Regions from separate parts of the Homo sapiens genome. Here region 2 is linked to region 1. Evidence: read pairs that join two places in POLR2A ChIA-PET (ENCODE). Cell type or tissue: PC-3. All regions are shown on one strand. Links, peaks and the distances in the headings refer to the core of each region. The heading gives the core; the rest is flanking DNA.

What was found. ChIA-PET counts read pairs that join two places held together with the same protein. Peaks named below come from ENCODE experiments on the same cell type or tissue, not always from the same donor. Only the 100,000 strongest peaks of a DNase experiment are listed, where the experiment ranks them.
Region 2: POLR2A ChIA-PET joins it to region 1 with 10 read pairs; 5 of 35 experiments call an interaction of 5 or more read pairs at or near these places.

What each region holds. Positions count from the first base shown.
Region 1 is chr12:116,295,930-116,301,307 of GRCh38, reverse strand. No RefSeq gene overlaps it. Among named protein-coding and RNA genes, the nearest start is that of MED13L, 21 kb to the right of the region's middle. In PC-3, for the core only: a CTCF peak has its summit at 2,150; no DNase peak of the experiment used is centred there.
Region 2 is chr12:116,387,119-116,392,496 of GRCh38, reverse strand. No RefSeq gene overlaps it. Among named protein-coding and RNA genes, the nearest start is that of MIR4472-2, 39 kb to the left of the region's middle. In PC-3, for the core only: no CTCF peak of the experiment used is centred there; DNase peaks (open chromatin) are centred at 1,376, 1,706 and 2,326; H3K4me3 peaks cover 431 bases; H3K27ac peaks cover 3,708 bases.

The sequences.
Region 1 (5,378 bases), core at 239-5,238:
AAAGGTATAAATTCAGGCAACAAAATTGCATGTCATCTGTCATACTTTTTTAAAAAGGATAAGCAGGCTAGGCACGGTGGCTCATGCCTGTAATCCCAGCACTTTGGGAGGTAGAGGCGGGCAGATCACTTGAGGTCATGAGTTTGAGACCAGCCTGGTCGACATGGTGAAACCTCATCTCTGTCAAAAATACAAAAATTAGCTAGGTGTGTTGGGACATGCCTGTAGTCCCAGCTCCTCGGGAGGCTGAGGCAGGAGAATTGCTTGAAACTGGGAGGCAGAGGTTGCAGTGAGCCAGGATCTAGCCATTGCACTCCAGCCTGGCCAACAGAGCGAGACTCTGTCTCAAAATAATAATAATAATAATAAAATAAAAATAGAGGATAGGTAGATGATAGCTGGATAGGAGGAAACATGTTAGAACAATCTTTGTCAAAATGTCTAGTGATTTTCTCTTGTGATTTTTTTGCTTTCCAGCTCCTTCCCCACCCCGACCCCCGCTTGGTGCTTTCCTTTGCTTTCCAAGTGTTCTCCATGAAGCATGTATAACTTGTACCATTAGGAAAGAAATGCGTGTGTGTGTGTGTGTGTGTGTGTGTGTATGCATGTGTGTGCACACACAATGCATGTGTGCTTTAAAAGCAAAACGGAATAGAGAAAATGGCAAAACTAGGCCAAAGAAAGCTGGAATCTCAGTTATGTAAATCCTGCCCAAAATGGCAATTTGGGGGAATGTAAAGTCATCCCAAGCCCTGATGAATCAAAAGTCCTAAGCCATCTGCCTCCTAGACCAAGTGCAGCCAGGTGCCGGCAATGTGAGAAAACCCTTTAAACAATGCTCCAGAGAGTGTACATTTCCCTAGAGGGGGAAAACAGAGACTGGTAGAGCTCACCTAAGCAAAGAAAAAGGTTTCCTTCCTAACAGACCCTCCCAGGCTATTGCGTTTGCTGCTCAGATTCAGGCAGCCCCAACTTTATCAAGAAACACCAGAGCAGTCAGAGAAGGGGCAGAAAACCTTCAGCCTGGCCCCCAAGACAAACCCCTAAAAGTCTGGCAGGAGGCAGCCTCTCTGATTCCAAGCCTATATTTTTCATTTCTTGTTTTAACAGTCATAAACGCCTTCCGATGCCAAAGCAGAACATGACTTTAATCCAGATAAAATAAAATTCCTAAACCCTGAAAACTATACGGAGATTTACAGGCCAATTTTAAAAAGCGAGAGCCTCAGTCGCTTCCAAGAGCAGCACATTCCACATAGCCGGCCCTGGGTGCAGCCCCGTGGCCCTGCCTCCTGGGGATGAGGTCCCAGGACTTGCCACTCAGCCCTGAAATCCACAATCTCTTGGCAAAGTGACAGCAAGCAAATGCTGTTCTGCGTGTGGACTCTTCTCAGATTCCCGGGCTCTGGGGTCTCTTGGCTTTCAGGAGTCCTAATATGTTCCAGCTCCCCTCTCTCTGCCTCCCCTCACCCCCAGCTGTTGCAGAAAACCACAGTCAACCTCTTCTGGCTCTAAGCAGCCAAGTTTTCTCTAAGTAAACACAGAAAGTAGGAGAAGATCAGCTCTGTTCCATTCCCAGCACTGTGGGTTGGGTCAAGGCTGGCCAGGCAGCAACCCTGAGAATCTAGCTAGGGTTGGTTCCAGGGTAACCATGGGCTGCTGCCACTTAGGGGAGCCTTACTATGTGCTAGATGCTTTATTAACCTGATCTCATTGATTACTCAGGAGTTGCTATTAATCCCATGAGATTGGACCTTTACCTATTGAATTTAATCTTTTCGCCCCTCTAGGTTCACTCATCCTTTTGTCCTCCTACTCTGAACCTTTGGGGCTGAGCTGTTCCCGTTGGCTCCCTGGCCCTCTGGCCCCTAGTTGGGTTTGTCTAAGGAGAGAAGAGGCACTGGCAGGAGATCGGAGGAAGGAAGACAATGAGTTTGGGACACTTGTCCCCCACACTTCTCCTTTCTATGTTGCCATGGACTGGCTGTGCCTCTTCCAAATGCCACATTTCCTGTTGGGTGACCTTCTCCATACAGCTCCGCCTTTTCAGGTTTGGCAATTGACCCTTCTAGTCCTTGCAAGCCCAGGGGTAGTAACAGCACCTCCCTTTGCCAACCCAGGTATCACACTCTACCCTGTTGATAGTCCTAAATTCTGCCCACACCTGTGCAAATAATCTCTATGTTAAACTCTCCTCAAATTACTCAGTTTGAGTGTGCCCTCTGTTTCCTTCCAGGCTTTTAACCAATGCATGTGTATCGTCTCCAGGTTATAGATGAGGAGATGAAACTCAGAGAATTTAAGTCACCTGCTCAAAGTCGATTATCTGGGATTTGAATTTGGGTTGGCCTGACTCCAGAGTCCCAGCTCTTAATCTCTTAAATACTGTATAAAAAAATAAAATAAACTATTATTCAGTGCCCACTATGTGTCACACAGTTTGCTAAGCACTCTGTGCCTTTATTTCACAATGTCTCGCAAACACTTTATTGTAGGTACTACTTACTATCCCCATTTTACAGATGAGAAAACTGAGGCTCAGAAAGGGGGCTTCACCTGCCAAGTCCACAAAGTTAAAAAGGAGCAGAGTCAGGCCAGGCACGGTGGCTCACACCTATAATCCCAACAGTTTGGGAGGCTGAAGTGGGAGGATCACTTGAACCCAGGAGTTTGAGACCAGCCTGGGTAACATAGTGAGACCCCATCTCTATGAAAAATAAAAATAAAAAATTAGCTGGGCATGATGGCACATGCCTGTGGTCCCAGCTACTCAGGAGGCTGGGGTGGGAGGATCGCTTGAGTCCAGGAGGTTGAGGCTGCAGTAAGCCATGATCATGCCACTACACTCCCTCCTGGGTGACAGAGTGACATCCTGTCTCAAAAAACAAACAAAAAGGATCAGAGCTAGTACACGAACCTAGGGCTGCCCCAGCCTTTTAACCACTTCAAGTTCTGTATTGCAGAGGGGTCAAAAACAGATCTATGCTGCAGCTGGGAAATTAGTATGAGGTGGGACTTGGGTCTTAGCCTTGCCCATCTCCTCAATCCTAGAAGCTATCTTATCAGGGCTGCCCTCTAAAAACACCCCTCTGCACTGTGGTGTCCCACAGAAATCCACAGTATACTCTCTGCCTTTCTCCCCAGGCCCCAAGCCAACTGTTCCTAAATCACTCGGCTGGGTCCCCTTTCTTCTCTTGTTCACCTTAAAAGGCCACTCCCATCTGTCTGCCTATCATCATCTACTTTATTAGTTTTATTAAGGTATAACAGACATGCAATAGTCTGCACATGTTTAAAGTGTACAGTTTAATAATTTTAACTTATGTGTACCCCTGTGAAACTATCCCACAATCAAGATCATTAATATAGGATCATTCCCAAAAATGGCCTCATGCCCCTTTGTCATCCCTCTCTCCTGTCCCACATCCCAGTACCCAGGCAACTACTGGTCTGTTTTCTTTCTAGAATTTTATAGAAATGGAAACATACAGAAGTTTCTTTCATTCGTGTAATTAATTTTAGATTCATCCATGTTTTGTGTATCAATATTTCATTCTTTTTTGTGAATGAGTAGTATTGTGTTGTATAGATAAACCACAGTTTTTTCTTCCTTCCTTCCCTCCTTCCTTCCTCTTTCTTTCTTTCTTTCTTTCTTTCTTTTTCTTTCTTTCTTTCCTTTCTTTCTTTTTCTCTTGCTGTTTCTTTTTTCTTTCTTTCTTCTCCTTTCTTTCCTATTTCCCTGTCTTCATTCACCTACCTATCTTTCACTTTTTAGAAGTAAGCCTATTTGGAAAGATGTCCATCACAGTGTCTATATTTAATAGCAAAAATAGATCTAATGACCTACATCTCAGCCTAAAGGGAAAGGAGTAAATAAAGTTTGTTTACACTCACACAATGGAACACTATACAGCCATCAAAAAGAATGAGGTAGTTTTATGTGCTATCAGACTACAATGAGCCAAACTGTGGCCAGTCTCAACCAAAGAATCACATACCAAAGAATCACCAGCATTGGAAAATAATTGATATCTGAACTGAAGCCTCTTTGAGCAATCCGTACGATCCTCAAGTCTCCCTCATTGTAACAGCTACTTCCTTAAATGCTTCTCCTCATTTCCTCCCAATTTCAGTGTGGGCTATTATATTCTTTTCTTCAGGCACTCTTTCCTTCTTCATTCATCCACTCCTCCCCACTTTTTTTTTTAATTGTAAGAGACAGGGTCTTGTTGTATGGCCCAGCCTGGAGTACAGTGGTGCCATCATACCTCGCTGCAACCTGGAACTCCTGGGCTCACACCTCAGCCTCCTGAGAGGCTAGGACCACAATCAGGTGCCACCATGCCTAATTTTTTTTTTTTTAATTTTTGTAATGATGACGGTCTTGCTCTGTTGCCCAGGCTGGAGTGCAGTGACACCATCATAGCTCACTGCAAGCTCAAACTCCTGGGCTCAAGTGATCCTTCTGCCTCAGCCTCCCAAAGAGTTGGGATTACAGGCATGAGCCATTATGCCTGGCCTTACTCCCTTTTTGATCTACTCTGTTCTACCCCAGGTGGCTTCAGGTCCTTCCTTGTGCAAATTGCAAGTCAATGTACTCACTCTTAGCTTCTCCAGTCCCTGATGGGTCCAACAAAAGGTCTAGGGATTAGGGAGGCAAAGGCAGAATCTTCTTTAGAAGAAAGAATAGGTGAAAAGTTGATAAATACTTAGTGATATTTTCATCCCTGATATATGCATACACATACACACACACACACACACGAAGATGCCTATGACACGTTGTTGAGTGCAGAAAACAAGTTGCAAAACACTCATCACACTTATAATACCTCATTTGTTTCCTTCAGAAGCTTATGAAGTCCCAAAGGACAAACATTGTCCCCTGTAATCCAGTGCCTGGAGCATGGTAGATCTTTAAATATGCTGCTTTTATTGCTTCATTAGATATTTTTCAACATGTTAGTAGTGCATATCATGGAATGATGGAATTGTAGGTCATTTTCACTTGCTCATTAATATTCTTCCATATTGTTTGAATATTTAATGGAGAGCTTGCGTTTCTTTTCCTTTTGCTCTCTCATTTTATCTTATTTATTTACTTGTTAATGTTATTTTTATAATCTAATAAAGCAAAAAGCTTTTTGAATTAAAAAAATGTGAATGGAATGGTGAGAATTTAAGGCATTTCCTTCTAGTAGGGAAGAGAGATTTGGAGACTTTTGGCACCCATTAAATTACATCCATTAAGTAATACTGTGGGAAGGAAAACAAAACTCAAGCATCACAGTATCAAACCAATCCTTCAAGTTAGCAGAACCTCTGTGTTTACTTGGTGCATGCAGCCGCCACACTGACCCTTTCTCCAGCTTCCCTAA
Region 2 (5,378 bases), core at 144-5,143, 91 kb before region 1:
AGTGCTGGTTATAGCAAATTTGTATTCAGAGTACATCACGCTCAGCTCAGCACTCCACCAGGAGAGGGTTTTGTTTGTTTGGTTAGTTTTCTAAAACAATTGCTCATTTTTATTTTATTTTGAGCCAGCGTTCTCTCTCTGAGTGGACCTAGACGTGCATTCCGGGGCTGTTTCTATTTGCAGTCTGAAGTCAGGCCTGGGGCTTGTGGCTGTTTTTGCCATCTGGTCTGGGGCGAAAGGGCAAATCTGCAAAGTCTCTCTGTTGTGGCCAGCGAGGGAGTCCCATCCCCATGAAGTCTGTCTTTTGCAGCAAGCTTGATTCTTTGAAAAGTTGAAGATCTCCAGGCTCTGAAGGCTCAGTCAAAGGGAAAATGCCTTCTCCTCTGGCTTATTTGCTCAGGGTTTAAAAGGTATTTCTGGGCTTTGGCTAAGAGGAAATTTAGCTTTCGAGCAAATCCTTGTGCATTGGTTTTCTGTAAACATCTAAATGTGGTGTGAGCAGCTCGGAGCCCACTCTGCCTGGCTTTTCCCAGATTTTACAGCCAATTGGGATGATGTGAAGTCAGCGTGATATTTGTAGAGTGGCATCTGTTTGACAGGCAGGTTCCTGATGTTACTGCTAGGGTTGTCCCCCCAGATCCATACTGGAGATATGCAAAGCGAGCTGGAGTGAGTTGGGAGAGGATGAAGGACTGAGTCACGTGAATAAGACCTTCTTCCCATCATCATCCAGGAAGTGTCCTTGTGGGCAAAGGACCTCTGAGATGAGAGGTTCATTCAGTCACTTCCACAAATATTTACTGAGGACCTATGGTGTGCCAGGCCCTGCACCCAAAGCAAGGGAATAGACCTTCATGAAGCTTGAGTTCTGGTGGAGGCAAGCCCTTTCCCAAGGCAACTCGAGACCAAAATATGATTATGTAAAAAAAAAAACCACTTCTTATAGCTGCCACCTGTAGTCCCAGCTACTCAGGAGGCTAAGGTGGGAGGATTACTTGAGCCCGGGAGTTCAAGTCAGCAGTGAGCTAGGATTGCACCAATACACTTCTTAAAACATCTGTATGAGTAAAGGTAGCTAACTGCTGTAAAAACAACCCCATCTCAGTGAGTACCCCAGTAAAGGTTGAGGTCCAAACCACAGTCCAATACAGCTCAATTGGGAGGTTGGAAAGAGCTTTGCTCCATGCAGTCACTCAGGGATCCAGGCATCCTCCATTTGATAGTTTCATTGTCCTTCAAGATCTCAGGATCTTCCAAGGGACTCTCTGCTGTGTCTGGCCAGCAGATATAGGATCACAGGATTTTGTTTTTTTTAAGGCTCAACCTGGAAGTGACCTTCATCACTTACTCCCACATTCCATTAGTCAGCGCTCAGCAATTGCCGGGGCCCCTTTGTGTGTCTCAGAGCCTGAATATAAGATTTGGTGAACCCACAGCATTGTCTCTGTCACAGGATCTATTGCCTGGGACCATGTGTGCACCCTGGAGAGAGTGACCATGGTGCTCATGGTAAGTGTGGCTAACAAAAATGGCACACCCACATCCCAAGTGCCAGCTCTCTGCTCTCTCTGCTCACAGTGAAGACAGAGTGTCCTCTGAGCCCAGACTCCTGTCCCTGCACCCAGCTCTGCTCTGCAGTAATTGAGACTCCTTGGGCAACTTGTCTCCCTTCTCCAAATCTCAGTTTGCTCAGCTGGAAAATAGAGATGCTAATCACAGCACTCACGTCACAGGTGTTTTGTGTGACAAGTGAGTAAGATGGGAGAGAAGAAGCAAGTTCTAAGTCCAATGCCTGCCTTGTGATCAATACCTTATAAATATGGGTCATGATGCAATATTTTCAAGTCCAGACTCAGGGCTGGCTTCCCTCTGCCACTTGTGCACTGTTTAATGACTTGTGGCCAGGTCACCTTGACCTGCCCTAGCTTCAATCTCTGAATCTCTGAAATAAAGTACTCATTATCCCTGCCCTGCAGAGCAGTGTTAGGATCAAAGACAATAAATAAAGCAGGTAAAAGGCTTACCACGCAGCTTGACACGTAATACGTGCTCAATCAGGATTAGTTATTATTATTATTATATAAGCACTTTTACATATTACCTCATTTAATTCTCACATCTACTCTCTGAGACAGAAAACAACAGGTAGGGTTGCCCATTTGTGTATGTTCCAGAAACAATCACGTATTCTGGGAATGAATGAATGCAGGGAGGAATGAATGAATCACCACGATAATTTGTGTCTTCTGCGACAGTGGGTGCATAGTCTCTATTTCTCGGAGCAATGGTGATGTCTGCCAAAATAAATTAACTTTCCCACATCAATGACTCATTTGGCAGGAATAACAGCCTTGCAAACTGAATAGAGAATGAAGAAGGAGGACGCCTCAGGCAGGGGGAGAGAGAGGAGTTTGTAATGACTCAAGATACAAGAACCAGCTTCTTATTCATTCTCTTTCTCTCCCTAACCAAAAATGTAGGCCCTTATATACATATACAGTTTTTGAGACAGGGGCTCGCTGTCACCCAGGCTGGAGTGCAGTGGCACCATCTTGGCTTACTGCAACCTCCGCCTCCCAGGCTTAAGTGATCCTCCCACCTCAGCCTCCCCAGTAGCTGGGACTATAGACGTGAGCCACTGAGCCCAGCCAGCCTGATATACATATTTAACCTTTTAAACTGGAGAAGTGGAAGTTCCACGCTATTAAGTGGCTTTGGATATCAGAACCATAAAAAGAAGCTTACAGACAGCATCATGTAACCTTTGCTGGGTGGACAGGGGTCCAGGACAGGACAGGTGTCCAGGACATCATGTGACCTTTGCTGGGTGGACAGGGGGTCCAGGACAGGACATGGGTCCAGGACAGGACATGGGTCCAGGACAGGACAGGGGTCCAGGACATCATGTGACCTTTGCTAGGTGGACAGGGGTTCAGCGCTCACACCATGTGTGGCAGGGCCAGCGCTGGGCCCCAGGACACCTGACTTCCATCCAGTGCTCCTTCCTTATCCCACTGCTTCTGGATCGATGCAGGATCTTCTCAGACACTTCCGCCACCTGGCCATTCTCACACTCTGCTCAAGACTCCTTCCATGGCCGGGGAAACTTCAGGACAGAGCAAAGAAAGATCAAAGACTGAGACTGCAGATCCTCACGAGGAAGAATAAAGGAGTTGGGAGGAGATGGCTAAGATGGACTTAATTACCTACTTCTCATCTGCATGAGGGTTGTATGAGGAGGCAAGTTATCTGCCCTCTTAAACACTGCACAAATGATATTTACCAATTGATGAGTTTTAGGCTCTTCTGACGTTTGCTGAGTTCATGATTCATTCACAAGAGGGACTTTGAATCTACTTAAAAATACTCGTGGAGCTGAAAGAAGCAACAACTTAACGCTAGGTCCACACAGTTCAGGAAGAACCGCAGCTCAGGTGTGGGATGAATAAGGTTAATTTAACACCACACTTCATCCTTTTGAAAAGAGTGGCTCCATTTGTGTGTGTGTGTGTGTGTGTGTGTGTGTGTGTGTGGCGGGAGGGTGGAGGGTAGGAATGGCGTTTCATTCTTGGGATAAATGAAAGATTAATTCTAAAGTCTTATTTAAATAACTCTCGAAGAGGCGCTAGAGATGAAATTACTCTTAATTGGCCAACTTAGCACTAGCTCTTGAATGCTCAAGTGAGTGGAATGAGATTTCAGTCTGTTTAAAACTTTAACTTGTCATCTTCTTGTCTCACTCCCTCCTTTCCAGGCCAAGGACTTACTACTCTTCTATTGGAACCAACTCCAACAACCTTCTGCTTCTACTAATCAGACACAAGGCAGCATCTGGGGTGGGAGTAGGTTGGAAAGGAGTGAGCTTCTGTTTTATTTTTCCTTCTTCAGCAATCGCGAAGGTATATCCACGCAGTAGAGATGACATGACCTGGAATCGAATTCTGGCTCCACCACTGCCTAGCCATTGATCTCGGCCAAATCACTTAGCATTCCTAAGCCTCAGTCGCTTCTGTGTTAAAAGGGCTTATAATACCTACCACAAATGTTGTGATCAGTGGTGCTGGTCAATGTTTAATAACTAGTTCTCTGGAGGAAAACCCTGGTATATAGCATTTGCCCATTTCTATGGTGTAAATACTCCCACCAAAGTCAATCTCAAACTCCCAAGGGGAGGTCACTGAACACAGAGTTGGGAAGACAGGCACAGGAGCAGACACTGTAGAGAATTTTCACCAAACAGATATCATAATCTTAAGAGCATAGGTAATGGGAGAACATAGTAAATTAAGAAGTGAGGAGTTTTAGTGTTATTACTTTTATCTTTCAATTCAATGTATCTATTTAATTGTAAGTTTATATAATTTTTTATTTTTTTTCGAGACAGTCTCACTCTGTTGTCCAGGCTGGAGTGCAGTGGCACCATTTTGCTCACTGCAACCTCTGTCTCCCAGGTTCAAGCGATTCTCCTGCCTCAGCCTCCCGAGTAGCTGGGATTACAGACACACACCACCACACCCAGCTAATTTTTGTATTTTTTGTATTGACGGAGTTTCATCATGTTGGCCAGGCTGATCTCCAACTCCTGGCCTCCAGTGATCCGCCCACCTCGGCCTCCCAAAGTGCTGGGATTACAGGCGTGAGTCACCACGCCCAGCCCATACAATTTCTTTTCTTTTCTTTTCTTTTCCTCTTTTTTGAGACAGGGTCTTGCTCTGTCACCCAGGCTGGAGTGCAGTGGTGTGATCATGGCTCACTGCAACCTCAACTTCCCAGGCTGAAGTGATCCTCCCACCTCATGAGGAGCTGGAATTACAGGTGCATGCTACCACGCCTGGCTATCTTTTTAATTCTTTTGTAGAGACAAGGTCTCCCTATGTTACCCAGGCTGGTCTTGAACTCCTAGGCTGACGTGATCCTCCCAGCTTGGCCTCCCAAAGTGCTGGGATTACAGGAGTGAGCCACCACGCCCCACCAGTTCATATAATTTCTTTAAAATAATAGTTGTGCCTTCCTGTTCTCAAAAATCCAATACCCTAGGAGACATAGGGAGCCAGGTTTAGCGGTAGAGGGGATGAATTTGCAGGTAACTAAAGAACAGTATAGTTGATTGGGAGGTTCAGGGCCTGCAGTGTGCAGTGGAACTGACCTGTACTCGCCCTGCTTCCCCAAACGGGTGACCTTGGTCAAGCACTCCCATTTCTCTGCTTCAGTGTGCTCATTCATAAAATAATCATCTGCTCGTCGGGTTAATGCCAGTTCTAAATGAGATGATCTGGGGAAAACTTTTAGCACAGAGCCTGGCATATAGTAACAGCTCAATAAATGGTGGCAGCCCTCATTAGTGATGTGATAATTGTGCTAATGGGGAAGCGTACACA